Regions from separate parts of the Mus musculus genome. Here regions 1 and 2 are each linked to region 3. A link is a loop called in an ENCODE intact Hi-C map of the cell type or tissue named here. Cell type or tissue: gastrocnemius. All regions are shown on one strand. Links, peaks and the distances in the headings refer to the core of each region. The heading gives the core; the rest is flanking DNA. Region 1 holds the start of Acsl6 (acyl-CoA synthetase long-chain family member 6). Region 2 overlaps P4ha2 (procollagen-proline, 2-oxoglutarate 4-dioxygenase (proline 4-hydroxylase), alpha II polypeptide). Region 3 overlaps Acsl6 (acyl-CoA synthetase long-chain family member 6).

The links. Hi-C counts contacts between places; a loop is a spot of excess contacts. Peaks named below come from ENCODE experiments on the same cell type or tissue, not always from the same donor. Only the 100,000 strongest peaks of a DNase experiment are listed, where the experiment ranks them.
Region 1: a loop joins it to region 3, with 8 times the contacts of the local background. A loop is called at or near these places in 21 of 42 quality-filtered maps.
Region 2: it touches region 3 in a loop (4-fold over the local background); 5 of 42 quality-filtered maps call a loop at or near these places.

The regions. Positions count from the first base shown.
Region 1 is chr11:54,303,687-54,313,991 of GRCm38, forward strand. It overlaps Acsl6 (acyl-CoA synthetase long-chain family member 6), which reads left to right and starts at 138. Exons shown (of 21, transcript NM_001033598.1): 1 at 138-236. It overlaps Gm51861 (a long non-coding RNA gene), which reads right to left and starts at 15. Exons shown (of 3, transcript XR_003949553.1): 1 at 1-15. In gastrocnemius, for the core only: a CTCF peak has its summit at 3,917 (motif pointing right); a DNase peak (open chromatin) is centred at 3,932; H3K4me3 peaks cover 143 bases; H3K27ac peaks cover 4,437 bases.
Region 2 is chr11:54,122,847-54,133,151 of GRCm38, forward strand. P4ha2 (procollagen-proline, 2-oxoglutarate 4-dioxygenase (proline 4-hydroxylase), alpha II polypeptide) reads left to right here. Exons shown (of 16, transcript NM_001136076.2): 10 at 1,811-1,881; 11 at 2,100-2,199; 12 at 2,917-2,970; 13 at 3,392-3,451; 14 at 6,202-6,270; 15 at 6,620-6,716; 16 at 8,344-8,821. The coding sequence ends at 8,414. Among named protein-coding and RNA genes, the nearest start is that of Gm12223, 14 kb to the right of the region's middle. In gastrocnemius, for the core only: no CTCF peak of the experiment used is centred there; no DNase peak of the experiment used is centred there; H3K27ac peaks cover 758 bases.
Region 3 is chr11:54,351,369-54,361,673 of GRCm38, forward strand. Acsl6 (acyl-CoA synthetase long-chain family member 6) reads left to right here. Exons shown (of 21, transcript NM_001033598.1): 19 at 654-755; 20 at 1,623-1,694; 21 at 9,692-10,171. The coding sequence ends at 9,829. Among named protein-coding and RNA genes, the nearest start is that of Gm12224, 11 kb to the left of the region's middle. In gastrocnemius, for the core only: CTCF peaks have their summits at 3,453, 5,494 (motif pointing right) and 6,174 (motif pointing left); DNase peaks (open chromatin) are centred at 3,418, 3,876 and 5,517; H3K27ac peaks cover 453 bases.

The sequences.
Region 1 (10,305 bases), core at 1,780-6,779, 49 kb before region 3:
ATTATCCAATCTAGCCTCACCTTGATGCCCCCCCCCCCCCCCCCGCCCCATCACTCCCTTCCCTCTTGGGTTTGCAGATGTGGCTCCCAGCAACTACAAAATCAGGTCCTAGGGGGCGTCTGACTCAGCCAGGAACCGGCACTTCAGCATGTGCACTTTCTGGGACAGAAGCCCTGGACCCCCGCTGCCATTTGAGCCTGCCTAGCCATAAAACCTTGGAGGCCGGTCGTGTGGAGGTAGGGTCGTTCATGGGTGGAGGCACGGTGAGGTAGGAGCGGCAGTGAGCCCGTGAGCCCCTTCCTCCAGCCCGTTTCCCCCAGAACGTTGCGGGGCGGGCGGCCCAGCCCCTCCCCCAGTCGGGCTCGGCAGTTCGGATGCCGCTGTCTCTTTGCCCAGGAGTCCCGGCGCGCTGCGGGGCTGGGAGTCGGGTTCCGTGAGGAGCGCGCGCTGCGCCCTCCCCCTCCCGCCGGGTCTCCGCAGCGGCGCGGGGAGGCGGGGGCTAAAAATACCCGGCGGCGGCGGCAGCGGCGGTGGCTCTGGGGCTGCGGGGCTGCGGGCCTGGGAAGCAGTGCGGGCCGGGCTGGGCCGGCTCACCGACATGCTGACCTTCTTCTTGGTGTCGGGGGGTTCTCTCTGGCTGTTTGCCGGTAAGTCCCGGTCCGATCCTGACCACCATTTCCGGGAAGCTGTAGTATCTCGGCCCAGGGTGCGGGTGTGACATCTCCACCTTGCGGAGCCCTCTGCTGCGGCTGCTGAATTGTCCCTTCAAGGTCCCCGAGGCGCCCCCCAATTCTGGTGGGGGTCCATGGGCAGCGTTGGGGAAGCAGCTGGGTCAGCCCGGAGGAAGGGCCTTACTAGCTGAGACCCCCATAACCCCCCTTCCGTTCTCAAGCTCCTTTCTCCTTGTGGTGAGAACCGGTGATCAGATTAGGCCCCGTGCCAAGGGAAGGGCAGACTTTTTGTGTCTGTGTCCATCTCTAGAGACCAAAATCCAAGTTATGTTGCCCCCACCACCACCACCAAGGTCCCTTGGTGAATTGTACGGCAGAGCTGACCTGGGTTTCCTGATCCAGCCAGAAACCTTTCTCACTAGCGGTCCCTGCTGCCCTTTAGCCAGAGGACAAGACTGGTTACTTGCCCCTTAGCTCTGCCCAAGGCTGTACCCTGGCTTCCCCCCTGCCTCACCCCTTTCCCTCCCTCATCCTTGCACCCTCTTTCTTAGGAAGCTACAGGACTCCTGATAAATCTCTGCATAGTACTTTCCCCAGATTCCTACACCCATACCTGTACTCTCCCAACAGGCCCACCCCTTACCAATACTACTTCTCAGCACTGGCCTCTCCCCTCTCCAAGCCTCCGGCTAATACCTCTAAAGGGTTTCCAGCCCCACCTCGGCCCCAGCTCTGTGCAGAATCTCTAAACCTGATAATGTACGTGAAAATGCTTGGCCTAGCCCAGGCCAAATGCTCTCCCCATGCTAATATTTCTTATTTGGTATTCGGATAGCACCATCAGCGGTGGTGACAAAGTTGTTTCTGAGCTAAAGGAAAGGCAGAGGTTGATTCTTTTGTGAGAATCATGTGTTTTCATGTGTGAGTTTTTTTTTTTTTTTTTTTAATATTCACTGTGAAACCTAGGAGGTTGGTGGGACCTCTTCTATTGTTGAGATTTAAAAACTGACTTCCCCAGTGCCATATGGATAACACTGGGCAGATTGGAATTTGATCTCAAGTTTTAGCTGATCAACCCATGCCAAGTGCTTGGTTATATCGTGTCTGAACCTGAGGGGATGGTGGGCCAGGTAATTATTTTTCCCGCCCCCACAATTGTCCTGAGTTAGGCCACAGGGGCATAGTCTCCCTGAGCTGGGGAGACTAAGGCCTCTCTAATCCCTTCAGCTCCCTAAGCTCCTTCTGTATGCCAGTGTCTGGTGACAGGCTGTTCAGGGCCACTCTGGTCTTGCCAACAGGCAAGGATAGGCGAGAGTTGGGATCATGGATAATCAAAATATGATGATGATGATGGTGGTGGTGGTGGTGCTGGTGGTGCTGGTGCTGGTGGTAGTGGTGATGGTAACATACACTATTTATTGCCTACGTGACAAAATTGCCTATGAGCCTCTTCTCAGTACCTGGTCCTCTTTGTTCTACTCCAGGAAGAACCCCACCCAGCATGGGTTCAAAGCGTTGGTCTTTGGTTCAGAAGTTTTTGTGGTTCCAGGAAGGTGTCCGGAGGCTACAGGGCCACTTGTGATAGGGATCATCAGTAGCCTGTGAGAGAAGCCCCTGAGTGGGAGGGCTTCTTGTCTATAACTTGTATACAACCGTCACTGAGTCAGGGTGAGCTTCTGTCATGCTTCCTTGGATAAGAAAAGGGGGCACCTGCCTCACTGAGGGGTTAGACAAGGGCTCTGAGAGTCAAGCAGAGCTTTTCCTGTGCTCGGTGGCAGCTGCTTTCACAGAGGCCAAGCTGCTCTGATTGCTGGAAGGCAGAGTCTGACATGTGCTTTTCCTTAGATGCAATACCCCAGATACATGCATGGTGGGGGCTTTATAGGTCATGTGCCTGCCCTTCTTGGGGCTTTGCTAGATCTCAGGCTTTCTCTTGGGATGGAAGGGTGGAAGGGTCTGAGAAATGTGCATTCACACACACACACACAACACACACACACACCCCTAAGGATGAATTCTGCTTTGTAATCTACTTTATAGCCCAGTGTAGCTCCCAGGTTTCTGCCACTCTGTCAAACAGGAAGATGCTCCTGAGCCAATGCCTGTGTGCTTTTTGCTACTCAGTGCATCCCTAGGGAAACAAACCTTGGTCTGGCAAAAGTTGACCTCAAGGGCTTTCAGGGAAAGATGGGGGAAAAGCAGCCTGGAAGAGCCACGAGCTCTGGGCTGCACAGTACCGAGCCATTCCAGATCTAACCCGAATGTTGAGTTGTAAACAAGGAGACAAGGATATGAGTCCAGCATGAGTCATGTGCTCAGTCTGGTAATAAATATGCCCACCATTTCCCAAGCACTCAGAGGACAATGGGATCAGTGGGTTGGGATTCCTGCCCACCTCTGTGACACCTGTATGTGGACTGTAAAGAGGTACCACTCTTGATACATTACTAAAAGGTACCCCTTCCTTCAGGCTGATGTAGCTCTAAACTCTTGTATAAGATCCAACCTGCTTAACTTCAGACCATACCTACCAGTGATGCCTGTATGGATTTCTGCAGGACGTGGGGCATTTATCAGAGACAGGTAGCCAAATACCAAATAAAAGAAGTCAGAGCTGTCGAAGGTATGCAGAAAGGACTGTGATGGGGCTGAGTTTTCATGTCTTCTGCCTTGAGGACCTGGGTTGTTGGATGGGTCCTAGAGGAGAGGATTTTTTTTTATCATAGAGCACAGAAGGACCCTTTGTTTAGGTACAGTGGCCAGGCTAAATCAGGAACAATCAAGACTGGAGGCAAGGAGTGTTGTGTAGGACTGTTAAGTTACGAGAATATATGTAGCCCAGGTTGGCCCGAGTGGCAGCTGGGCTCCAGAAGGAGGCAGAGATGAACCTCCAGTTCTGACTCCTGCTCTGGGGACATGGACCACACCCTATCGGAGTGGGCCATGGCTACAAGAGGCTGATATGACAGATCTGGCCCAGCAGGCACAAACATGCTCAGTTCTGCCCTATCAGATCCCACCCCTAGCCCCAGACTCGACTAGGGCAATGAGTCCTGGAGCAGTCAAATGAAGCCCAAAACAGTGGCTAAAAATTGGGGCTGATGGTGAAGCTCCAGAAAAATCAGGTATTTGGGGCATGACTCCCAAAGGAAGAAAGTTTGAATTTGTACTCAAGCCTTTACCTTGATTTTTTTTAAGCTGCTTGGCAGCCTGCATGGGCATAAGGCTGCACTAGGAAGAGCAGGCTGGCACCAGGGGGCAGCAGAACCCAGCCATCCTGTTCCCCTGCTGATTCTCTGGGGTTTGTGATTCTAAGGTTGACCTTCTTGAAGCTGAACTTGGCTCAGCTACAGATGCGATAGAACTCAGGGCTGTTCTGTACACGGGGTAGTACGGAGAAGGTCTGTCTTGTTTGCAAAAAGAAACAAGTTTCATATAGTAGTAGGTATGTTGTTTATCTAACCAGCACCTGACACACAGTAGGTACTTAGACATTCATTGAATGAAAGGAGGGAACAGAGTATAAACATATCATCTGCCTGACCTTGCACACACTGTACGGCAATCAAAACGTTTCTATGGTTCTGCAAGCTTCCCTTCAATCTTCCCACAATGCTGTGTTGCTGTTGTCACCACCTACTGCATGAAGCTCTGAGGCCCAGAGGAATTTAAGCGGGAAGATGCCCGTAGAAGCAGAGGGTCAGAATGTCTTCCCAGACTTGCAGTCCAGGAGAGAGCCAGGTTTCTAACAAGCAGAAATGAAGTAGAAAAAAAAAAAAAGCATTCTAGGCCAGAGGGTCCTGATGGGGTGAGGTCAGCAACAGAAGTGTCTGAAGTTAAAGTTAAAGTTGAGTGCCTACAATCCCAGCCCTTGGGATGCAGACACAAGGAACTCAGGGATAGCTTTGACTGCATAGCAAGTTCCAAGTCAGCCTGGGGAATACAATATTGTCTCTCAAAAAAACAAACAGATTGGAGTGTGTGCTGACTGCTCTACCCAGCATAGCTGAGAAGGATCTCCAAGGCAGTGGCCTCACTGTGCAGGGACAAATTCTGGTTAGTCCCTGATATTGTCAGGAGCTCTAGAAGTGAAGGAGAAATATGGATGGATGGATGGATGGATGGATGGATGGATGGATGGATGGATGGATGGATAGATGGGTGTATGGGTGGATAAGTGGATGGGTGGATGAGTGGATAGATGGATGGGTAGATGGGTGGATGGTGGGTGGATGGATGGATGGATGGATGGGTGGATGGGTGGGTAGATGGTGGGTGGATGGATGGATAGGTGGGTGGATGTCTCACAGCTTCAGGATAGATGGTTTGTAGAAGGGAGATTTCTCTGAAGGCTCTTGCTTCCTTGTAATTCCAAGATCTAGTCTCTCTACGGTCAGGTAATTCTAGGTACATTGCCTAGCATACTTGAGAAGACGATCCAGTCAAGTCCCTGCCTTTGTGGTGGCCCTTACCTTGACTTAGCCATAGTTCTCACTCACCATCCACCTGATCTCAGGATCTGGCCTGAGGCTGTCCTTAGGATGCCTGGATATGGATGGATTCCTACCACTCTCACCTATCAGGTATAGCCATACCCAAGTATTCTCCTGACTCATTGAAGACTTGGGATCTATGAGATGTGGGAATAGGCAACACCATATTGCAACAGAAATTCTGAGCTGAACTCCCCTATCTGTTCTAAGATCTAATCGATAATCTCAGATCCTGGATTGTTTCATTCCAACTAGACCCACTGTAGCGGTGAGTTCTGCTACACCAATTTGGCTCCCAGTGGGTCGAATGTGCGCACCCGCCCAGGAGCTATCTTTGGATCCTGGAGTGAAAGACACACAAACACATTAGCTTATTTTTAAAATGCCTTGGCTACCTCAAAGGCTTGGCACTCCTAAACCTTCCCCTGCTACCCCAGGCCCAATCGGGAACCCCACCCAAATTCTCACATAGCTTGTTGGCGCTCCTGTAGCTCTCCTCTTCCTTCTCTCATCACATCATGGCGGTTCTTCTCTGTGCATGCACAACTCTAGGTGTCCTACCCCGTGTCCAACCATTGGCCACTGACATCTTTATTGATCGATCAAAAAGCAATTGGGGCACTTGGACATTCAGATTCCTGGTTGAATCAAAGCATTAGAAGAACATCTCCAACAACCCACCTGACTCTATCCATCTGCCCTTCCCAGAAATGTCCTTCATCCTGCCCCACCCTAGACTAAGCATTCAGGTAGAGGATGTCTGTGGAAGGATAGGAGTTGCTAGCTTGTGCTCTGCCCTGTCAGGCTTGCATTCCAAGCTGGCTGCCTGATGAGGCTTTAGAGCAATAACAATCAAAATCTCAGTTTCCAGACCCTGAGATAAGCAAATCCAGATTGGGGCCCTTTGGAGCCAGGAACCAGCCCAGTGATTAGTGACTACCAGGGGGAGGAGGGACAAGGAGAGAAAAAAGCAACCCTTGGTTGAATAGGCAAACCCTACTAACTGGCTCACAGCACTGTCTGTCTCTCCTATGGATCTGGAAGGAGTAACCCGGACTGAGCCTGTTATCAGCCCCATTTCTCCTACTACATTGAACTGTTGGGACTTTGACCCCCCTGAGAGATCTACCTGCCCACCTACTCCTGCCTTAGCTCCAGCTGCAGACTGGTGTGAACACTGACAGCAGGTTCTGAGGAATGAGCAGAAAAGCCAGTCGACACTGAGGTCACACAGAAACTGGACAGGAAGGTCGGTCCCAGGCTATATGGCAGGACGGTCAGAGCTGAGACAGAGAGAGCAGCAAGGTAGGATGTGGGCCAGCCAGTGAGATCAGGTAGGGAAGTACTCAGAGGTAGACAGGATGTTCTCAGGCCAGTGGAAGGAACGTACTTATCAATGTGGGAATAGGGGTGTCAGGCAGGAACCATCCAGGCTGGCAGGGACCATCATGGCTTCAAAAGTAGCAGCCCCACTGTTCTATTTCCAGAGCTAGGGCCTCATGAAGCCATCTAGACTCTAGCACTCTGCTTAGCAGGCAGAGAATTTCAGTAGTGAAATTCAGCAGATTGGATGAGGTTTTCTGGGATAAACCCTCACCTCACCCCTACTCAGCTATCACTCTGCCAGCTTTTAAGCCTGGCCATGTCTGGGGTCCATGCTCTTCCCTTTGCCAGCAGACTAGTTGGGGATTTAGGTGTTTGTGTTCCTGGTCTCCGTGTTGCAGGCCGGGCAGAGGATAGGATATGACTTGTGAAATTCCCATTTTCTGGGCCCACAGAGTCCTCTCTCCTCCTCTTCCTCTGCCTTTGATTCTCCTCCCTGGGTAAGTTCTCTGAAGTTTCATGGAGACACATCTGGCATCTTGGCTTCATAAATATCCTGTACGGCCCCACCCTAAAGTAGGACAACAACTGGAGGCAGGTGGGTGGTGGCAAATGGCCCGTTTCCTACCAGGGCTGGGCCTTTTCATAGGCCTCAAAGCCAACAAGGTCACATGCCTTGGATTGTAGGAGATCCATGTAACACCTCTCTCACCCTTGTGTGGCTCCAGAAGGACATGTTAAGGCCCTGCCCTGTCTATGCTTTTAGGCTAAATGATGCTGCCTGTATCACTGATTCTTAAGGCAGCATTCTGAGCCTCACATGGGTCTTGGTGACCCTGGGGTGTCAGAGGTGAGGGGACAGAGACACAGCAAGCCACTGTCACAGAGACACAGCAAGCCACTGTCACCCTCAGCAGCCTTAGAATCCCCCTAGACCGTTTAAGAACCTCCAAACCAGGACTCTTGGCTTCAGTGTGGAAAAGAATTTTGGGACTCTCCAGTTCGAGTTGAGACTTAAAGATGCCTTAACATAGGCAAAAGCCAGAGGGTTCAGAGGAAGAGGTGTACTCAGAAAGTAAGACACACCCAGAAGCTCGGGCTTGAGCTTCTCAAAGAAGCGTGTTAAACTCAACAAGTTGATGAGAAACCCTTCACCTGTTCTCGTCTTTATGAGTTAGATGGCTCGGAGATGCCTTGAATGAAGTTATACTGATCAGATGAAACCAGGGGCCCCTGGAGGGTGCACAAGGGCATTGGTATGCTTCCTTTTCATTAAAAAAAAAAAAGATTTTCTGGTGAGATTCCTATAAAATTTACAGCTTTACAGCTAGGAAAGGGGAAAAAAAGGCCTTAAGCAGTTGCCGGCTGTGTTGGAATTCTTGCTTGTGGTATTGTTTGCTAGTGTGGAGCTCTGACTGTATTTCAGAGTCAGGAGGTCCAGACCTGTCCTCATGTTTCCCACGATCTCCCTGCCTCTCCACCCTGAAGAAGCAACAAAAGCACCTGTGACAACACTGTGAGTTCTTCTGGTTTCTGGCCCTGGGCCTTTCCCTCTGTTCTCCCTTAGCATTCACCATAAACACCACAAGAGTTATCAAGGTCTCTTTATAAAAAAACAAAGCAAACAAACTTGTCCTCACTATCTCAGCCATCGATGTTGCTGCTTCTGAAAAGGGACAAGATCCACAGAACTGCAGGAGGGGTGGTCCTACTTGCTGCCCTAACGGTGATACCCCACCCCACCCCACCCCGTGCTTTCCTCAGTGGCCAACAGAGGCTTCTAGGGCACTCTCCAAAGATGCTGGGCTCTTTTCTTTGGATGGGAAGTCAGAATTCAGGGATGTGTACCCTCAGTAGGTCAGCGTCAACAGCCTCCAATAGCATTCCCTGGACCGGCTGGGGCCTTCACTTCGACTTGGTCTGAAAGAGATTTTTGTTTTCTGGTGAGAACAGCCCTGGCCTGACCTGGCTGCAGGAGCCAGCAGCAGGAGTGCAAACCCTTTCATGTGACAGGCCCAGAGTGGAGTGATGCCGGCCTGCCAGCAGCAGGCCCTCCCCTGCAGCTTGGGAGGCAGGGCGTCCATTTGCATATTTCCCCATTCATCCTGCCCTTGAAAAGGAGGCCTGAGTTCTTAGTCCCTGGCCCAGCCAAAAGCCCAGAACTTGAGCCCTAAATTAACCCTGTGGGCCAGAGGCTGAGGCTGCAAGTGCTAGCTAGCTACCACCCCTGACCTCCAGAGTACTGGTGCAGAAGACAGCAGACGTCTGTTTATCAGCACTGCCTGGAAGAAAATTCCCTTTTATTTCTTCCAGTGGCAGCTAGGAAATGTGGTAATTTATCTTTGTTAGGAAAAGTACCTTGAACCAAAGATAAGACTGATTAATTTATTGTTTAATATGTAAGGTACACACACACACACACACACACACACACACACACACAGACCTTACCTGGAATTGTGGGTAAAGGAGCCATCTGGGTTCCAGGCTATAACAGCTGCACTCCTGGCTAAGACACAGCCTGCCTGGGACATTTTTGTATCTCTAGGCCTCAGGGTATCTACAGACCTTGCCTTGGAAGACACGAGGCACAAACTTGCCAGCTGTAATCTCTTACCTTATGTGACTTAATGTCCTCCCATTGGCCTCAGCTTGCACCTCTGGTCCTTGTTACAGCCAGGCACCTGCCTCCTTCCCTACACTGAGGGATCTTGGCAGGTACAAACAGCTTACAGGCTTTTGTACTAACTCATTGTGTCACCCTGCCCCAGCTTAGCTGTCCTTCAGGTCCCCACCCTGGCTCTCCCTCCATTTCTTTCTGAGCAGTTATCCCCCAAGGAAGCAGCAGTGTTCTTAAGTGACAGTCAGGCAAGCAGGGCACTGTTTAGTTTGCCCCTTGCCCCTTAGCAACCTCCATTGTGTCCTTCCAGGATCCTTTCTTCCTCAGGGAACATGGTCCTATCGAGAGGAAGCTATCCATCCCCCGTGTACCTTGAGCACATGTTCCCACCAGGAGAGCAGATGTGTCCTTCACCAGGCTTGAGCTTGCAGCATTTGTGACAATGTCCTCAGTCTAGGCTAGCAATGAGATGGACTCCTGGCCCTGAGGCCAAGGCAATCCAACCATGGACTTGACTGAAAGGGAAAGGATCTTGATATGCCTAGTACTTGCCTTCCTGCACAGCGAGCCCTAGCCTCCATCTGTGTGGTGATCACCTCCATCTGTGTGCAGTGTGGCAGGAGGAATATGGAACTTCAGTTTAGCCACAAGCCCTTAGTCCATTACAGCCACCATTTCTAGTCATTCTGCCTGGTAGATATCTCCAAAGGGGCAGCTACCATTGCTGCTGTTGTCCCTGCGGTCTGTGCTTTGTCCCTGCCTGACTTTCTCTCTGCTAGGGAGAGCAAGGCTTATCTCAGTGCTGGTGAAAAAGATACTGTGTTTCTGTTCGTGACTCTGATCTCAAGGCTCCTTCTGTTTCTGTGACTCTGGAAGTTCAGCCTGAGCATGGCTTTCTGCTCTACTCATCACGCTTGTGTGGCCAGGGCCTCCAGCAGGGGCTTGGGGGTGAGTGAAAATTTTTGAGAGGTGCTTGTCTTGAGGTGAAGGTTGTTGAAGGTTGGAGGCATGGTCATGGTAAGTATGTGGGTAGCCAGGGAAGTAGCTAGCTGCAGTAACCCTCAGTCAGGGTCTTTCTGCATGTAAGGAGTGTTCAGCCACCCTTATGAGAGAGCTATAATCAGGCTCCCCAGAGAGTTCCAGAGTGAGCCACTTGGTAACTCAGCAACCCTATCTCACAAGGGATACACACAAAACC
Region 2 (10,305 bases), core at 2,452-7,451, 230 kb before region 3:
TTCCGTTATGGCTCTCTTCTCCATCTCTCTTGTCACCTCCTGTTCCAGGCCACTGCCATCTCTTGCCCTGATCCTTGTTCAAGCATTCTGTTAGTTTTTTCCCCCATTCTGGTCTCTTCTGTGTCACCTTTCCATAAGGTGGCACAATAGTCCTTATATTGTAGCCGTCCCATCCCTCCCTTACATAAGGCTGTCCCTATTTCAGGTTGACCATAAGATGGCAGCAGACCTCATCTCTTCTTCCCCCCAGCCTGTCCTCATCTCACTACATCCTGGAGCCTCAGCCTGTGTAGCCAGTGCCCTTTCATCCCGGGCCTTCCCCGCTGCTGTAATGTACAGGACTCCAGGTGCCTGGTACCCTAACCTGTACCAGTAGAGGGGCACGGTCCTAAGGAGGAAGGACCAGGGGGTTCAGAGATAAAGAAGATAGAACAGGTGGGCTCAGGAGGTCTCGAATAAGATATGTCTTTTGTCACACAGCTTTTAAAGAAGTTTGGCACCGTATATACTGTTTTCAGGGTATAAGTGAGACAGTGCCACTGAAAAGCTATCCTACAGTATGACAAAGTCAGCAGGAAGCTAATCAGGCAGTGTTGCACAAGGGGAATACAGGGCATCAGAGAGGAGCACACAAATTTGGGACTGACAACTATAGGCCCCTAGGGTGGGAAGGGTTTGGTTTTAGGATCCAAAGCTTCAGCTCCCCAAGGCCAGGGTCCCAGGCCATTACTAAGCCCACCAAGACTCAGACATTCCTTCCACACATGAGAGCCTCAGAGAATAATGACTTGGATCAGCCTGGCTCTCCACCGTACCCATCCACTGCAATCCTTTGGCTGCTCTCCCACGGGACATTACAGCTCACCCGTGAGCTTTTAGTAGTATGCTACAATTACCTGACCGGTTTTCTACTGTCTCCACTTGACCAAGTTATATGATGGCAGACGTCATGTCTCGGTCACCCAGCTTAGCACCTGGCACACAGTAGGTACCAATCAAATAGTTATTAAAAGCAAGAGTCAGCAATATTCTGTTTGGCTCATCTGTACTTCTGTCTGGACATGTCTTCCTTACCAGGCCCACATCATCTGAGCCCACTAGGACAGTCCACACCACAGATAAGGTATCTGTATCCTGCTGTAGACACGTCTATCCCTGCTGGCAGTACTTGCTAAGCCTTTATACGGAGACTGGGAACTAGGGTAAAGGGTGTGTGTATGTGTGTTTGTGTGTACGTGTGCACATGTGTGTATGTATGGTTTGCCCATAATGGGTGGCTTCTGCACCCACATACTTCAGATTCCTGCTGTTTACTTTGTTGACTCTAGGAGGGCCCCAAGAGACTGGAAACTGTCTCCTTGCTGAGTAGTGGGAGCCCAGCAAGGCAGGAGGCACAGCAGACAGTATTTGGATAGCTTCTTGGCAGAAGGGTGGGAAAACTTGACCAAGTCAAGAGAAGCCTCAGGTTGAGTCTGAGTGTTGTGGAATCATCAAAGCCCAGACTATTGTGTGGGCCTGTCAAGGAAGGCCTTGTTCAGGGAATATAAATGCATGAACCAAGCAGAGTTCATAAGCACAACAGTGCCGGCAGCATAGACCTGATAGGTGGTGGGGGTGGGGGTGGGGGTGGGGGTAGTGAGCAAGGAGGGTGTGCCAGGCCTCTGAGCACAGAGGAAAGTGGAGACTAGACTATAGCATCATGGGACCTTGGCTAGAGTCAGTCTCTGCAGCCGTCGCCCTACTGTGTGCCCTCCGTGTTCTCTGGGAAAACACCAACACCAAGAAGGATTCCTCTCTTTCTCCCTTTCAGCTTGCACGAGCCACTGTGCGTGACCCCAAGACAGGTGTCCTCACTGTTGCCAGCTACAGAGTTTCCAAAAGGTGAGTGGTGGGATGGGGTGGGGTAGCTGGTCAAGCCCAACCCTGGAGCTTCCCATAGGATGCAAGAGCATGCCAATGCCACCTTATCCAGCCTGCTGCTCTGCCTCGCTCTCCGTAGCATTTAGCCTGTTGCCCGTGAGTGCTGGCCTTGACTGGGCTCAGAGGACATCATCTAAGCCTGTCCATGCCTTTCATCTTTGCTCTTTTCTTTTGCCCAGCTCCTGGCTAGAGGAGGATGACGACCCTGTTGTGGCCCGGGTCAACCGGCGGATGCAACATATCACCGGGCTAACGGTGAAGACTGCAGAGCTATTGCAGGTGGGTTGGTCCCTGGGGCTGGAGGACTTCTGTTGGGCGAGGTGTTTTCCCAAAGTGCTTAGGCTGCGAGAGAAGGCTCACCCTCTGCATTAGTTATGTTCCTAATGAAAGGACCTGACAGAAGCCAACTGACAGAGGGGAGATCCGCTTCGGCTCACAGTCTCAGTCCACCATGGGGAGGCTTAGCAGCGGGAGCTTGCAACAGAGCTTGTTCACATCTTGCTGATTCAGAAACCAGAGGCCTGGCCAGAACCAACAGAAGATATAATCTTCATGACCCCCTTAGGCTAGCCAGGTTCCAGATTCCAGCCTCCCCACACAGTACCACCAACAGGGGAACAAATGTCTGCTCGTATGAGCCTTGACTTCATATTTGCAGCATCCAGACAAAAAACTGAGTGTGGCTATGCATTTTACTGTCACCCCAGCTGCTGTGGAGAGAACACGGACAGGAGGCTTGCTGGATGTCAGCTTACCTTCAGGTTCATTGTCTCAAGGGAATAAGGTGGAGCATGATAGAGTGAACACACGACATCCTTCTTTGGCCCCTGCATGCACACACCACCATATCCATACACCACATACATAAAGAACACACATGCACACACAAAGCTTGGGGGTTGTGCTCAGGCCTAGGGAGATGGCATCCCTGGGGAGTCGGGCTGCCGCGGGGCTGTTCAGACTGATGGCAAATGCAACGCTGTAATCCCTCTCCAGGTCGCAAACTACGGAATGGGGGGACAGTACGAACCACACTTTGACTTCTCAAGGGTAAGGCTCCGATCGTCTTTGGAGGGCTCCTCTCTGGCTGGTTTGAGAAGGTTGGAGCTTCTAGAAACATTTCAGCTCCCACGGCATCCCTCCTCCACCTACCTAGTGAAAGGGGAAATTCTGTGCTGCTGGCAAAGCACCTGCAGAGCCCAGTGGAGCCTGGTTGCATCCAATTGATGTGTGGGTGCTTTGGCTTGATAATAAAGTCAAGGACTTCTCTAGGTCCCTGTAAAGGGTTTTCTTGCCTCTCCCTGGTCCCCATTGTTGTATTCTGAGTGGGGTTCCCTGTATTACCTTGTCCCATTCTTGGTTTCTCAAGGGAAGGCAAACTTGCCACCTTCCCCTGACCCTTTTGGTCCCAGTCCTTTGGGTGGCGGGCAAGTTAGTTGGAAACTTGGATAAAAGTTGTTGTCTGTTGCAGCGACCCTTTGACAGCGGCCTCAAAACGGAGGGCAATAGGTTAGCGACGTTTCTTAACTATGTAAGTACTGGGCTGGGCGGTTTTGTTCACTCTCACTTAATTTTATAGAGCGATGAGCAAGATGCTTTCAAGCGTTTAGGGACTGGGAACCGTGTGGCCACGTTTCTAAACTACGTGAGTATGATGCACGTATCTGATGGGCCCCGTGGAGACCCTGGGGCCACCGGGCTCCGTATCCCACCCCCATCAGGGCTCATGGCATCAGCTGCTAATTAGTGGATCCTCGGTGCCCTTCTTGCCTAGAGTAGAGAGGGTTGGCTTTTGTCCTCACCGGTGTGCTTGTCTCTCTGCTACTCCCTGGCTCCCCACCCCCCAACATCATTATTATTTTTAGCTGTGGTAAAAATATACATAACATAAAAATTACCATCGTAACAATTTTCTGGTGTGTTCTGGTGACATTTATTAAATCCATCCCTAATGTGGACCATTTACCATCTGTTACCCTAGCTCTTCTCACCTCGTAAAATGGAAACTCTGTTTCTATTAAAGAGTACTTCCAGAGTCCCTTACCCACCCCCATCCTGCTTTCTGAGCCCACATGAACCGCATCAAAGGGGACGCCTGGAACCCTCTGTGCTTTTCACTGCCTGATGCCAAGTCCGCTCTCCTAAACAGATGTCTGTGTGGTGGCTGCTTCTGCTTCCCTTTGGTGGACACAGTTCTACTCTGAGCTTTGGGGATGAGAGCCCTGGTAGGCTCTGTCTTGGTGGCAAAGTGCACGGGAAGCAGGGAGGGGCTTTTAAAAGATAACGGCCTCTGTTTGCTAGTGTGGTTGGCCATTTTCCCTCCTGCTACCCCGCCCATCTGTAGGCTTCTGCTTCCCTTTCCCCGCTGGAGCAGCTCAGTCTAAGGAAGCCGAGTCAAGGGGCTTAGAAAGGAAGCTTGCTTATTCCTCTTTACGTTTTAATTATGTGCTGGAGGTCTGCCCTGCACACACACTGCTGACAAGGTCCTATGTGGTCTCCACTGCAACATCTGCGATCCGACTTGGGAGACTCGATAGAAGCATGGGAGAGAGTGTTACTTGGTTCCCATGGAGACAAACACTGACGAATTTGCCCAGGCATGGGGTTTAGTAAAGGCCTCATTTAGGAAATAACATGTCAGTTATGACTTGAAAGTCAAATGGAAATTTGTGGAACTTTTTTTTTTATGGCAAAGAGGAGAGTGTGGGGGCCTGGAAGAGAAAATGTCTGAGATGTTGGGAAATGGACAAAGGTTAGTGTGTCTGGAGAGAGAGGCAGGGGAGACTGACTTGGAGACTCTCTGGATTGGAACCCTAGCACTGGGGAAGCCACTGGGTGTTGTCATCTTTCTTATCGTGAGCCTGCTGAGTGCCTGCCTCTTCTGTCAGACTGGTGTGCGCCATACTGGGGAATTTTTAGCTCTAGGGGTTTCCCTCTTTTTTTTCTTAGCACTAATTTTTGTTACCTTACAGGCCATATTTTATTATAGTATAACCAAACAAAACAGAAAACTAAAACAAACCAAAAGCAAGATAAAACAAAACAAAACCCACTTCAAGTAAAAGTGTAATTTAGTACCATAGGAGAGGCAGAGTGGCATTCTGGGAAGGTGAAAGTCTGATGAGAGCAGCGAGAGCCAGGAAAACAGCCACACAGGGAAAGGGATGCTCCTGAGGTTGGGAGCCATGGGGAGCTCCTGCCCAGAGCAGTGGCTAAGCACAGTGGCGTAAGCAAGGCACGGCTGGGTGAGGGTTCAAGATGGAGTCAAGGTGGGCATTTATTCTCTCTTTCTCCCTTCCTTCCTTCCTTCCTTCCTTCCTTCCTTCCTTCCCCCCCCCTCTCTCTCTCTGCCTCCCTCCCTCTCCTCTCTCTCTTTTCTCTCTCTTTCTTTCTTTCTTCCTTCCTCCCTTTCTTTCTTTCTTTCTTTCTTTCTTTCTTTCTTTCTTTCTTTCTTTCTTTCTTCTCTCTCTTTTCCCTCTCTCTTTCTCTCTCTTTCTTTTTCTCTCTCTCCCTCCCTCCCCTCCCTCCCTTCCTTCCTTAGTTTCTTTCTTTTTCAGATGTATTTATATCGTATGAGTATTTGCCTGCATATGTGTGTGTATGTATGTGTGTATATATATATGTATGTATATATATTGCATGTACCACGTGCATGCATGGTGCCCACAGGCCAGAAGAGGACATCAGATCCCTTGGTATTGGAGTTACGGATGGTTGTGAGCCTCCACAAGTGCTCTTACATTGGGTTATGTGTAATAGCAGCAAACGCTGTTTTTTTTTTTCTTTTCCAACTTTATTAGGTATTTTCTTCATTTATATTTCAAATGCTATCCCGAAAGTCCCCTATACCCTCCTCCCACCCTGCTCCCCTACCCACCCACTCCCACTTCTTGGCCATGGTGTTCCCCTGTACTGGGGCATATAAAGTTTGCAAGGCCAAGGGGCCTCTCTTCCCAGTGATGGCCGACTAGGCCATCTTCTGTTACATATGCAGCAAATGCTCTTAACCACTGAGATGTCTCTCTAGACGAAGATAGTCATTTTTAAAATAGGCTTGGATTGTTCCCATTCAAGGACAGCCTGACTGTGGGGCTTCTGGGGCCTTTAGCTCTTGGACATCCAACCATAGAGACTGTCCTGATGAACCCCACAGATTTTGTGGTGTGTGGGAAGTCTCTCTTGGCTGAGGATAGCCATAGAGCAGAGCCTCCAGGCAGAGCCCCTCAGGGTCGCCTGCCATCCTTGACCAGAGGGACCAAGCTCTTTGCCTTATGTTCCCAGATGAGCGATGTCGAAGCTGGTGGTGCCACCGTCTTTCCTGACTTGGGAGCTGCTATTTGGCCCAAGAAGGTAAGTGTGACTCTTCAGGGTCACACGTTGATGCAGGCCTCAGACCTTGTCCCTGTCCCCCAGTGCTATTGACTGTCAATGTGATGTACCTTAATTCCTTCCCACCTGCACCCTGAACTTCTACCCAGGGAGAAGGGATGGTAAGGAAGACCCTTCAGGGCAGGTAGTTTCTAAACTTCCTTCCATTTGAAGGATAGGTACTTTTTAAGAACTTAGTTTTCGGAGTCCCAGAGCCCCATCTCCCAAACACAGGAAAGGAGGGACATTCTGTCAAAGGGTGAGGGGTTCTTGGAGCATGTCCTTGTGAGTAATCTTTAGGGTGTGCTCTGACAGCTCATCTCTTTCGCAGGGCACAGCTGTATTCTGGTACAACCTTCTTCGCAGTGGGGAAGGTGATTATCGGACGAGACATGCAGCCTGCCCTGTGCTTGTGGGCTGCAAGTGGGGTGAGTGGCTTGAGGGGTAGTGTGGATAGTGCCTCAACCTGGTATTTGATGGTTGGCCTTAGGCGCAGAAGCGGAGACGACAGCTAACTGCGTTCAGTTCTGTTCATCACAAAAGGTTTTCTCTGGCTTGTACCACCCAGCCAGAGCTCCTGCAGTTGTCTGCTGACACTCAGAGATGCTCAGAGAGCTGAGGCAGCCCGGGCTGCATGAGCACCATAGGTCCAGTGTAGTCTCTGGCAAGGGTTTTAGGGGAGCGTAGCTGGGAGGTGTCTGTCCAGGGCAAGCAAGACTTGTGTGGCTATAACCAGCATCTTAGGTAGCAGGGTGGGAGACTGACTGTCCTTGTCACCTGAAGAAGGACAGGTCTGAGATGAGACTGGAGCCAAGAGGTGAGACTGGAGGTTGGGACCAGACCAGAGAAGATGAATATTAGCCTCATCCTTTAAGTTGCTGTGGAGAACTAGAAACGGCCTAGAACGTGACAGGAAGGGACCACATGCGTTTAGAACTCTTGGAGTTTGGGCGATAAATAGTGATTGGCTCACAGAAAAGGTAAAATAAACAAATGAAAATTTGGTCGTTGCCGATTCAGGAGGAGAAAGACCAGTGTAAGTCTAATCTACTAGGTGTCGAAAGCATAGCACAGATAGTCTACATGTGAGCACTGTGAGTTAATAAGAACTAAAGTTTATCATTTCGCTACATATGCTATTAGTCTTAAGTCTTCTAGACAGTTTGTTTAGTTAAGTACAGGTATTAAATTGTATTTTAAAATCTGTCTTTAGTAGTGCATTACTTTTAAAAATGTGTGTGTGTGTGTGTGTGTGTGTGTGTGTGTGTTTGTGTGTGTGTGTGTTTGTGTAAGTGCCATGGCATGTGTGTGAGGGACAGAGGACAATTTGAAACACTGGTTTCCCTCCTTCCATGATGTGGGCTCTGGGGTTTAAGCTCAGATGGAGCTTATAACAGGAGCTATATCATCTGCTCTGCATTACTTTTGTATCCCTTGAGAGAGCCCATGTTTGAGGAACACTCATGGTCCATGCCTGTGACATGGCAGGGACAGTGTTTCAGCTGGGGTGCCCACAGCACTAAGATTCTGTCTTGTGGCTCACAGGGCCTGAGGCTCATGGCCAAACCCTGCCCAGTGCTGACAGGTTCCTGTCCCTCACCTCTCAGTTTCTACTTGTCCCTGTCCCAGCTTCTTGAGGTCCTTCACACTTACCAGAGTGGCTCCTGCCTTTGGAGACTTTCTCAGCTCACTTTCTGCGTTTACTCCACTTGGAGTGGCAGCCGTATGGTATACCCGCCTTCTTTCTGGGATAACTTCTGTTGGCTTCCTGTTCTGTTTCAGTACTGCTCTCATCCCTAACATCATGAGATGCTCTTTGGCTTTGTTCCCATGGTAACTTACATACACCCACCGAATCACTGGTTGGCTTCTGCACCATTATCTGTGTGCTCATGTATTTTCATCAGCACGTGAGCAGCTTGAAGCCTGAGGCCGTGTGGCACTGGAGTGTTACCCACAGAGCACAGGGCAGTGGTCATCATGGAGGAAGCATTCGTTTTGGCTGCTTGCTGAACTGATAGGTGGGATGGTCATGTACTTGCTTTCTGTTCACAGTCTCCAACAAGTGGTTCCATGAGCGAGGACAGGAGTTCTTAAGACCTTGTGGAACAACGGAAGTTGATTGACGTCCTTTTCTCTCCGCTCCTCCCTGGCCCATAGTCCAAATCATCTTCAAGTTCAACATGACAGCTTCCTTTTTATGTCCCAGCTCCTGTCAGGCAGGTCATTGGAGGAGCCAGTGTTTGACTGAATTGAGAGAGTATATCCTGAGCCTAGTCCTGGGTGACCTGGGCCCCAGACTCTGACCAGCTTACACCTGCCCTGGCTCTGGGGGTGTCTTGGCATGGCTGCGGTAGAGCCAGACTATAGCACCCGGCACGGTGCCTTTGTACCTCAGATATTTCAGGTAGAAGATGTCTCAGTGAAACCAAAGTTCTGATGCTGTTTACATGTGTGTTTTTATCACATTTCTATTTGTTGTGGCTTTAACCAAAAAATAAAAATGTTCCTGCCAGAAGCCTTAAATAGCCTTATTTTGGAGTGTTTTGGTTTTGTTGTTATTCTTGTTTGGTATTGTTTGTATTGTTTGGTATTGTTTCCAGGAACTGGGCCTGGCTTGGCTTAAAATGCCTGCCACAGCTAGGCGTGATGGCACATGCCTTTTATCCCAGCACTCGGGAGGCAGAGGCAGGCGGATTTCTGAGTTCAAGGCCAGCCTGGTCTACAGAGTGAGTTCCAGGACAGCCAGGGCTACACAGAGAATCCTGTCTTGAAAAACCAAAAAAAAAAAAGAGTGCCTGTCACACGAACATGGACCTGAATTCTGATATCCAGCAAGTACATAAAACTCAGGGCCTGACAGTGCCTCCCTATAATCTCAGTGCTAGGGTGGCAGAGGCAAGCATCTCTGGGGCCTGCTGACCAGGCAGCCTAGCCAAATTGGCAAGCTCCAGGCTCAGTGAGAGACACTGTTTCAAAAAAATAAGGTTGGAAGCTCACAGAGGAAAATGGAAGAAGTGGATGGCCAGTCTCCACAAGCCGGTGTACACACAAACACGCACACGCATGAGTGTGTAGCACACCACGCAGGAGCTCTTTTACAATTTTTTTTCTGATTTGTGTGCATCTCTGCCATACAGATGTTCTGCAGAGCAGAACACTAGCCCCAGGTTCTAGACCTGGTTTTTCCACACTGGCGTGCCCTCCAGGCTGCAGTGTGGAAATCGGAGGTGGTAAGTAATCTCACCTGCTCACCCAGAGAACACAGAGAGAACAGGTGTTCACAGCTGGAAAGCTGTTAATGTTCGGCATGGGACATGTACACTGAGTTGTCCCCGGTGACAAATGTGAAGAATGTGAAAGCATGTGTCACCTTCTGCCGGCTGCAACCTTCCTGTCAGCACTCGGGAACCGTGTGGGAGGCCCACCAGACTGCATCTCCTTCCCGGTCCCCAAAGGTCAGTGATAGCCGTGGGCTGATGGTTTGCGGTCACCACTGAAGTTTCCCTCCTGTGACCAGGTCACTGAATACAGTTACCTCATTTTCACTGACCAAGTTTGTCTGTCTGGCTTCTTTCATCTGATATTTTGTTGAAGGTCTGTATTACCACAGAGTTTGTTTTTAACAGTTCATGCGGCGGGGGTGGGGATGGGGGTGGGGGGCCCTCCAGAGAAACAGAACTGGAAGGGTGAATATATGTTACAAAGGGGGATTTATTAGATTGCCTTACAGGATGCAGGCTGGGTGGTTCAACAGTGGCCAGCTGCACTCTGGAGAGGCTGAGAACCAGCAGCAGTTTAGTCTGTGAGGTTTGGTGACTCTGTTGTCCCAATCTGGTGCTGAAGGCCTGGGGACTTCAGCAGAGTGACTGGTCCCCAGTCCACATTGGGAGGTGGGAGAAGCAGTGAAGGGTAGCAGCAACTGGGCAGATGCACTCACCAGCAAGACGCAAAGGCAGGCAAGGAAGAACAAGAGAGCTGCTGTTTTGGATCATCTTGCATCTGGACCATCACAGG
Region 3 (10,305 bases), core at 2,969-7,968:
ATGTTACTGATGATAATATTGCTTATCAGTATTAAAACATTTGCTGTCAATATCATTTAGGTCACGGTCAGAAAAACCAAAAAGATATCCTATGGTATCAGAATTACTGACTCTATTCTATCCTGTGCATATTTGTTTATATAATTAAACCTTAAATCACTTTTAAAGAAAATAACCAAAAACTTTAAAACAGTTCTTCATGAATAAATTGGAAGTCGTTTGGAAGTTCTGGGAAATGTTTGGGCTCACAGAATTGGGATCAATCAAGTTAGATTAGCACCCTCCAAGACGTGCAGATCTGAGGTTGGCATGAAAATCTGGGGTTATATCAGTAGTGTGCATGTGTGTGTGTGTGTGTGTAGGAGTGTATTTAATTTTTGGTTTTTGGAACTGGAGCTCGAACTCAGGGCCTCAGGCAAGCTAATCAAATACTTAACCACTGATCAGGCCCATGTCAGACGTGATCAGTCAGGACCATGTAGCACATTAGTGGAAGTGTTTTATAACCTCTGAACAAATGTTTCATAACTGTAGACTTATTTTTAGGAAAGGGTGGAGTCTGAGAATGCCGAGAGATTATTTTTACTGCTGGACCACAAATGAGAGCTCTAAAAGCCTTTATCATGACTGTGCTTTTCTGGTGGGCTTTGTAGGCCTTTTTGGTTGGCATTGTCGTGCCTGACCCTGAAGTCATGCCTTCCTGGGCTCAGAAGAAAGGAATCGAAGGGACCTATCAGGAACTCTGCATGAAAAAGGTCTGTACCCCAAGGTGGCTCCCGACAGGCTGCTGAGCATTTTATAAGTCACCTAACAAGAGGACAGAAAAGCTGACGACCGTGAAATCTAAATGCATAAGATGTGTCTGGTATTACTTTAAACATTGTAGGAACCCCAAAGCAGAGATTTGCCCTTTTGTGGTTATTGAAGACCTCCCTGCTTTCTTTAAAAACAAAAAACAAACAAACAAACAAACAAAAACAGAGTAAAACATTTGGTTCTTGGGACCAGGAGCCATCACACAAAGTTTATCTAACCCCACTGCCCCATAGCTTGGAAGGGAGCTGTCTAAGAGGAGGTGATTTGTCCCAGACCACACAGCTGGTTCATGGCAGAGTCAGATGTGAACACAGGCTCTCTGCCCCTTGCCAAGGAAAGGTGGATCTCATGTGTACTGGGTTAACAGGTATAGATAAGATGGAAACAGTACACAGCTCTTTCCGATTAAAGCACCCACCGCTCCATCATGGAATTGTCTTGACATCTAGGGAGAGTTGCTGTTCTGTGTTTCAGCAGCAGATGCAGGCTGGCATCTCTGGTTCTACTCTCCCTGCCCTGAGCCCAAGCTTGCATAGGAGTGACAGCACTTCCACGCTGACCAACAGACCACTTTAAACAAAGCATGCCCTAACCCACCCACAGTGACCTCTTGGGCCATTTGCCTCCCTTTCTCTCCCGGAGAGAGGTATAGATTGGCATGGCACCAGGTTACCCTCAATAGAGAAGAGACCTATGTGTCTCTCTCACTGGTTGACCTTAATTCAAAACTTTGTTCCCTCTATCTGCACCGCCCCCCCTCCCTGATTTGAAATGTGTTATTGTTTCACTTACATGGTTCAATTCAGGAATTGAAGAAAGCCATTCTGGATGACATGGTGATGCTGGGGAAAGAAAGCGGACTGCATTCTTTTGAACAGGTAACTGACCTTTCTCACCCACCCACCCCCCGCCCCCATGTTACATAGAAGCATGTTGACCCTGACCTGGCCTCTTTCCCTGCCTGGTATGTGGCCAACCAGAAGGCTACACACACAAAGACCCCCTGAAGGGCTGTTGTGAGCCAACTGACACCTCCCGCTCCTGAGCTAAATGAGGTCGCTGGACAAGTAAGTAAGGCTGTTGCTCGTTGCCCTTACAACCGCAGGCGATCATAAGGCCGAAATAGAAGCCTTGCTGTCCCCGAGAGATCATGTGGGCCGGTCAGGCTCCCAAGCACCCTACCTTATTTTTACTTTTATGGGCACTGCTGTCTTAGCAGCTGCAGGCAAGCTTACTTGCTAAGAGGACACTATCAGCCCAGTGGCCTTTCTGCAAAGGAGAAAGAAACAAAGCCCCTGCAAACAAAGGACACTCAGTTCCTCTGAGACTCTCTGTAGCTGGGCTCAGGACTGAGCATGCTCAGTCCACCTCCCTGCTAGCATCTGTACTCTTAAGTAAAAGCCAAAGAGAGGAAGGTTCCAAGTAGAAAATAGTAACACGCTAATAAAAATTTTATCCTTTGGACTTTGAGATAATTGTCTTTTATCAGCATCCATAATTGTTCTCTGGGGACAGCAACATAGATCAGCAAGTAATGGTGCCTGCTGTCACACCAGATGACCTGAGTTCAGTTCCTGTGCCCCATATAATGGGAGAAGAGGACCAACTCCTGAAAGTTGACCTCTGAACTCCACACATGTATGTGTGTATTTGTACATGCATGTGTGTTCTGCACGAATGCTTGTTTACACACATACACACACAGAAAGAAAGAAAAAAAGAGGGGGGGTAAACAAAATTTTTTTTCAATAACTGCTTTTTCAAAGGGTTTGGTGACACATGTCTTTAATCCCAGCATGTGGGAGGCGACTCTTTGAATTCAAAGCAATCCTGATCTACATAGTTCCAGAACAGCAAGGGCTCTGTAGAGAGACCCTGTCTAAAAAACAAACAAACAAACAAACAAACATGTTTTCTATCAAAATCGCCCAAAAAATATAGTATGAGGGATCTGCAAGGCTTATAAGAAGTTTTAAATTTTAAATGCAGTTTTGATGATAGCCTACAACTAATTTTAAAGTTGTTTTTAAGTGTAAAATTCTTATGTTTAATCTGAATCAAAATATGTTTATGCACAAAGGTTTCTTTTTTTATTGTTGTGTTGCTTGGCTTTGGACAGGGTCTCATGCTATAGTGGTTTCAGGTCAGAGCAGGCTGGCCTGCTACTTCTTATGTAGCCCAGGCTGGTCTTGAACTTGCTGCAATTCTCCTGTCACAGCCTCCCAAATGTTAGGATTACAGGTGTGAGCTAACTACCATATCCAGCTACGGTTTTAAGTGTTTAAGATTGTTTTCCTCTTGGAACAGATGTTTAAATCTAACCAATTTGAGAAACCAACTTTTGCTTGTCAGTTAAGTGTTTCAGGCTGGCTAAAGCTCGACTCCAAAGCACGGTGGCTAATTGGTACTTTTCAGAGTAGAAGGTCCATATTTGCCGCTATGGTTATTTCAATTTCCAAATGTGGTAGAACGTATTGTGTGGTCTGTCCTTAATGGGGATCTGTGTGGCTGGATCACATGTGGTCATGTGGTTCAGGGGCTACCCCTGAGTGGTTCCAGACCCTGTATCCTGGGGCAATTTGAAGGACCAGCTGGGGCTGCACCTGGTGACATCCTTGTGAATTCCCAAGCTCTGTACGCCATCTGTTGGTGCTGAGATGTATAACCTACACGGGACACAGATTAAAAACTAAAATGAAATTGGGGGCGGGGAGGAGGGAGGGAGGAAGAGAGAGAGGGGAGAGAGAATGTGTGTGTGTGTGTGTGTGTGTGTGTGTGTGTGTGTGTGTGTGTGTGACATTTATTTCCTTAAGATTATTTTAGGAACCTTAAAATCGCAGTGTTCTCCATTGCCTTTGGTTAGAACACTAATGAGGAAAGAGAGTCCTTGAGTTTCCCTGTGCCTGTGTAGTTTCTGCTCTAATAATCTGCCCTCACCATGGTAACCTCAGATGCAGGAAAGTCATGTGGCATCCCAGAGGTCTTCGGTGTCATTGCCAAAGTTGTCACCTCTTGGTCTTCTCTGTCATTCTGTCCTCATTGCTTTATGCCACCCCAAGACACACACACACACACACACACACACACACACACACACACACACACACACACGGAGCCTCTGCTGACGAATGGCAGGACTCCTGTCCAGAGGAAGGTGCACTCCGGACACAGGCTGTCCCTCACAGAGGTTGCCCCAATTGATCCACAGTCCATGTTTGCCTTGGTCTTTTCCCTTTTCAAAATTAAGTGGCCAGAGGCTGGGGGTGTGGTTTAACTGGCAAGTCGTTGCCGAGAATGTAGCCCTGGATTTGACACCCAGCACCACGTCCACTAGGCATGGAGGCAGTGTATATAACCCCAGCGCGAGGAAAGTAGATGTAGAGAGATCAGAAATTCAAAGCTGTCCCAACTACAAAGCAAGCTCCAGACCAACTGAGGCTCTAAGACCTCGTCTCAAGCGAACAAACAAAGCAAACAAACCCCAAAACCATCAACCAATGATAGTAGCCCGCACAAAAATCATCAACCAATGATAGTGGCCCGCACAAAAAAAAACCATCAACCAATGATAGTGGCCCGCACAAAAACCATCAACCAATGATAGTGGCCCGCACAAAAACCATCAACCAATGATAGTGGCCCGCACTTGCCATCCCCTCTCTGGGGAGGCTAAGACAGGAGGAGGAGCAGAGACTCAGGGCCAACCCAGGGCTGTGTAGTGAGATTTTTGTCTCAAGGGAGAGGGGGAAGCTATTAAGGATTAGCCCTATTTTTACAGGTGGCTCGCCTGCATGTATTTAAGTGCACTACGTGAATGTATGCTGCCCTCAGAGGCCAGAAGATGACCCCACATCCCCAGAATGGTTGTGAGGTGCTGGGAACCAAGCCACTGTCCTCTGCAAGAGCAGTAAGTGCTCTTACCTGCTGAGCCACCTGTCCAGCCTTGAAGGATTAGCTCTAAACACATGAAGAATGACCTAACTACATCCAGCGTTTACGTTATCCTGTATAAACTTTAGGAGTTCAGGGTTACCGGGCTGGGTTGCTTGTACTAAACTTTGAGTTAGAAAACAAAAATGGATTTACTGTGGCATAAATTCCAGAAACATGCAATTCTAAGAAATAGGTCAGCCATTAGTAATTGACAGAGATCTTTAGAAGATGCATATCTAAATGAGTAGATTAATAAATAAATAAATAAATAGGATACACTTAAACTGTCCTAGTAACAAGTAGATGACTAGCATATACTTGAGCACATTTAATTGTGAATTAATAATGTTCTTGATATTTGAATGGCTCACTAATTTGCATAGACAATACAGAATGAAGTTTGACATGTAGATTTTTCAGCTTCTAACCAGTAACCTTCTCCTTAGTCATATTGTGTTGCTTCTCATTGAAATGGATACTTGTGGAATCAGTTTAGAGATGCTTTTATCATTTCCCTGATTCATGGATATGCTTATCTTTCTTTCCATCTTTCATCTTAAATGATTTATTTATTTATTTTGTTTATTATCTACAAGCAAACTCGAGTCAATACCTTTGAAAATCTTCAGAATACAAAAGTTTGTTTTTGTTGTTGCTTTTTTAAGTTTCTGAGTTTTTACATTTCTTTATTTTATGGGTATGGGTGTTTTGCCTGAATATGTCCATGTACCACGTATGTGCAGTTCCCTTGGAGGTCAGCAGAGGGCGTCAGATCCTCTGGGTATGAAATTGCAGATGGTTATGAGCTTCCAAGTGGGTACTGGTCATGGAACCCGGGTTCTCTGGAAAAGGAGCCAATGCTCTTAACCAAGGAACTATCTCTCCAGCCCCTGGAAAGTTCATGGTCTTGTGAAATAACATAACTGGAGGCTTTGGAGGTCTTACTTTCCAATGCAATGTTTAAATGCTATCTTTTTTTTTTTTTTAATGAAAGTTCTATAAATCTCATTTCAATGACAAGTTTCAATATAGAAGTCTAAGCTAATGTCAGGCATTCTCTTTCTATTTCTTCTATAAAATTTATTAAAAGTTGGAAAGACCCAGGCATGGTAGTAAACTCAGGAGACAGAGGCAGGTGGATTCCCTGTGAGTCTACATAGTGAGTTGCAGGTCAACTAGTGATGCACAATGAGAGATACCTGTCTCAAAACTACTTATATTCATCCATATGTATGTACATAGATACATGCATGCATACATACATACATACGTATGTACATACATACAAATGGACTTGGAAAGGTGGCTTAGTGGTTAAGAAAAGTTGTTATTCTTCCAGAGAACCTGGTTTTGATTCCCAGCACCTGCATGGAGGCTCACAACTGTCTGTAACTCCAGTTTCAAAAAATATGATGCCCTCTTCTGGTCTCCACAGGCACTGCATGCACATATCGCACAGACATACATGCAAGCAAAACACCCATGCACATAAAATAGATAGATAAATAGATAGATGAATGGATGGACAGACAAATGGACGGATGGATAAATTTGGAAAGCCAGTTTCATGGACATAAATGAACAATAAGACTCCTTTTTTAATACACTGAAAATTAGACAATTTTTTTGTCTTAAGGTTTTTTTGGGGGGGTTGTGTATGTAAAAAAAATTCAGTGGATATAATGGAGTTTTTGAGCAAAGAATTCTTTGTCACCTCTAAATAGCCACCTGCTAGGATGCTGTACTGTTAATATCAGAGACATCTTCCTAGCCCCTTGATCCATCTTAAGAGTCATCTTTCCAAAGAGCCATTCGGGCTTAATTTTCCATGTCGAGAGTCATGTCCAAACTTGCTAGCAATGTATACTGCTCTTTCCAATATGGCCATTCTTTCCAGACCCATCCTCTTCTATGTCACATGTATCACATCTGTAACAGGCTGCAGAGATTTGAACATCACTGCCTCTGCCTGAGCACACGCTTCCAATAGGACCACTCCACCCTGTCCCTGGCTGTCTACAGCTGGCTAACTTAACGCTTACTCTCCACCGTTCAGCTCACATATACCTATTTAAAGAACCTTGTCTCTCACAGGATCATGTTTTGAGCTCTCAGTTTCCAACCTGTAGCACTATCTTGAAAAAGTCACGGATCTTTTAAGAAGTGAGACCTGACTGAAGGAAGCAGGTCCCAGAAGTCTTTGAGCAAACCCCTCTTGTTCTAATCTCTCTGCTTTCCATCCACCACCATGTGAACAAGTTGCAGCCTCCCTCCCATTGCCACTGATGGAGCCATTGTGTCGGCCTCCCTGCCATGAGGAACTCAATCCCTCTGAAACCATGAGCCAGAGATATTGGTCTCCCTTTAAACTGATTCTGTCAGGTATTTTGGTCACAGCAATGAAGAGAAACATAATAAGGAAACACAGCGCAAACTCTGCCAAGCCTAGGGTCTGTGGTGTATCAGAAAGAAATGCCAACTCACACAGAAAAACCCCACTCCCAGTCTATTGGGTTTTCCTTCTTTGCATAAGTGGAAAGATGGATGATCCCAGGTAGGTACAGGTCCTCAAAGACACGGACTTTTCCTGTCTCTCCACTTCTCTCAACCCTTAGTGTGTTGGCTTTTCAATCCATGGTGGTGAGGTGGCTGCAGTAACTCTCAACATTGCTCACATTCAAGGAAGAAAGGGGAGAGGAAATAGAAGTAGCTGTGCTTGAACTTTTTAATTAGGGAAGAATTTTTTTCTAGACTAGTAACCAGATATGGATCTTATGGCTGTCCTCTAGCTGCAAAGCAGAGCTGAGAAATCAGAGAACAGGACAGTCATGGTACGGATTCTGGGCCCAACTAAGTCAGGTTTCTGTTAGCACGGGGGAAGTGGGGCAGGGAGATTGGAGGAGCAGCTGTAGTCCCCCCCCCCCGGCGCTCATCCCTGCACAGGTCTGCCAAATACTAACACCTCTCGTTGGATTGTAGGTTCCATGTGAGTAAGCGCTACTTGTTTCTCCTTGTATCCCTGGTGTAAAACATAGTACACCCTGTAGGTGCTCAATGAACATTAGTTACCCTAAACTATACCTGGTTCTCTGTGTATTTTAACACACACACTTTGATGTGATTTTTAAAATACGTGTTAGAACTCTTTAATAAGTGCATTACCTCTGCAGAGATCACTTGATTTGGCCCTAGTTAGGATACAACTTCTTAAAGATCACACCATTAACGTGTTCAGCCCTGACTCAGATGTAACGTTCTCAGACAACTGCCTGGAAGTCTTCCTTTTGGAACCGCACATGACAGAAGTCCTATGAGACACTCCTAGACCATCCCTCCATCCTTTCTTGTACACAGTCCACCTCGCAAAAAGACTTTGTCTGAGGAGCCTGGGCTCTGCCACACAGAAGGCAGCAATGAGAATGCTAGATCAGCTCCCACCATGCCTCTCTCTAAAGGAGTCCACAAAAGCTCATGGCTCAGGCTAGGGATGCAGCTCAGTTGGTAGAGTACTTGCCTGGGATACACGGAACCCTGGGTTCTATCCTCCCTCCTCCTGCTGCACAAACCAGGTATGGTGATGTATGCCTGTCGTCCCAGCATGGAGGAGAGAGGAAGGGAGCTCCTACGTTTTAGGTCATGCACAGCTCCATGGTGAGTAAGGCCTGTCTGAGCTACATGAGATCCTGTCTCAAAAAAAAAAAAATGTCTACAGTAGGATATTGATTTAATTCATTATGCTCCCCCTCATTTCCCTTTGCATTCTTTGTAAAAATTACATCATCCCTAGGCAGCCATCTAAAGCAGGCACTGGAGTCCTCACAGCAGCCTCCCTCCACATTACATCTGTCACTGTGCCTCCGATTCATTCTGACCTGCTCACCTATCTCTGTGCCTGCTTCCGCTCTATGAGTGCTGGCTTGTCTCCGATGAGCGGGACATATGCTTCTATTCTTAACTCCCCCCGAAGCCAACTTCCAGTTTCTCCCGAAGATTTCTTTCTATAGCACGTATGTGTCTGCTTTACTTAGAAATCTCCAGCCCTTTCCTCTTGCACTTGGAATAAAATTCCACCTTCTCCACACTGGCCTGTCTATGCCTTCAGCTTCATCCCTACCACACTTGACTTCGTTATGTACCAATGAGAAGCCATTAGTTGTCCCTTTGTAGATCCTGCTTCTTCAATCCTGGTTTTGTTCTTGATGACTGTGCCTGTGTAACCCTCCCCCACTCACTTTCCCACCCACCCCACCCTCGTTGCTGCTTGATTATTTATTTAAGATGGGGGTGTCCCAAACTGAACTTCAGCTTGATAGATGGCCGAGGGTGACTTTGAACTTCTGTCCTTCCTAACTCTACCTCCTGAGTGCTGAGTTTTGTGCCACCATATCCTGGCTTTATAGGATGTTAGGGGAGCAAACCCACGCATCCTACTCGGTAGTCAAGCACCAGCTAAGAGCTATACCTGGCCTCAACTCATTTTTTGGTGAAATCTTCGCTGATTTCCCTGACTGCACCTCACTACCTACCTCACTAACTACCCTACCTCAGGTCTGTGCTCCTCATTCCCTGCTCATCATGTTAAAAAGTGCCCAGCATCCTGCAGTCTGCTCTGCAAACCCTAATATACACCACTTAGGGTGCTGGTATTTAGGACTCCTTTTATTCTTGGTGCCTAGCAGAACAAACAAACTGTTCATGTCTGTAAAGTTGTTGAATGAATGAATGAATGAATGAATGAATGGATGGATGGATGGATGGCAAAAGGAAAGGGTGGGTTCCAGCCATATCAAATAAGCTGAAATGTGTTTGTATATAATTTTGACTCAGCATGGTACTCTTAAGCCAAGGTGCATATTCCTCTCTGCCTGCTTACTCTCACCCTGTATGCTATAAATGCTGTGTTTAACTCCCACTAAAGATATGTTCTGCCTTTGGTTTTTAGGTTAAAGCCATTTACATCCATTGTGACATGTTCTCTGTTCAAAATGGTCTGCTGACACCAACACTAAAGGCTAAGAGACCGGAGCTGAGAGAGTACTTCAAAAAGCAAATAGAAGAGCTTTACTTAGTCTCCGTGTGAAGCTCCAGGAGGGCCCGTCTCAGTCCGATGAACTTTGCAGCAATATTATAGTTATTCGTGAGAGAAAGGAATCAGAATGCCACAGCTCAAAGTGAACAAGCACCTGATTTTTGCAACTGAGCCTTTCCTGACCCAAGAAGTCTCTAACAATATTTTCTCTACCATCACCAAGTACACTTTATTTTTATTAAATGATATTGTAGCAAGCTGCTAAAAAAAATTATCGCAAACGGTAATGTAAAAACAAATCAAGACACTTTCTGAAGAACTGTGTACCACTAAAAGTAATATATTCGCAATGTTCACAGAATTCCATTAAACATAAAGAAAAAACATAACTGATATATTGTACTTAATTATTTGTGGAGTAATAACCAGGTACAGTGAAAGTCTAGGCAATGTGGACTACCTCATTAAATAACTGATTGTCAACCATCACAGTTAGATCAGACCTAGAACTTAAAGCAAGCTGTAGG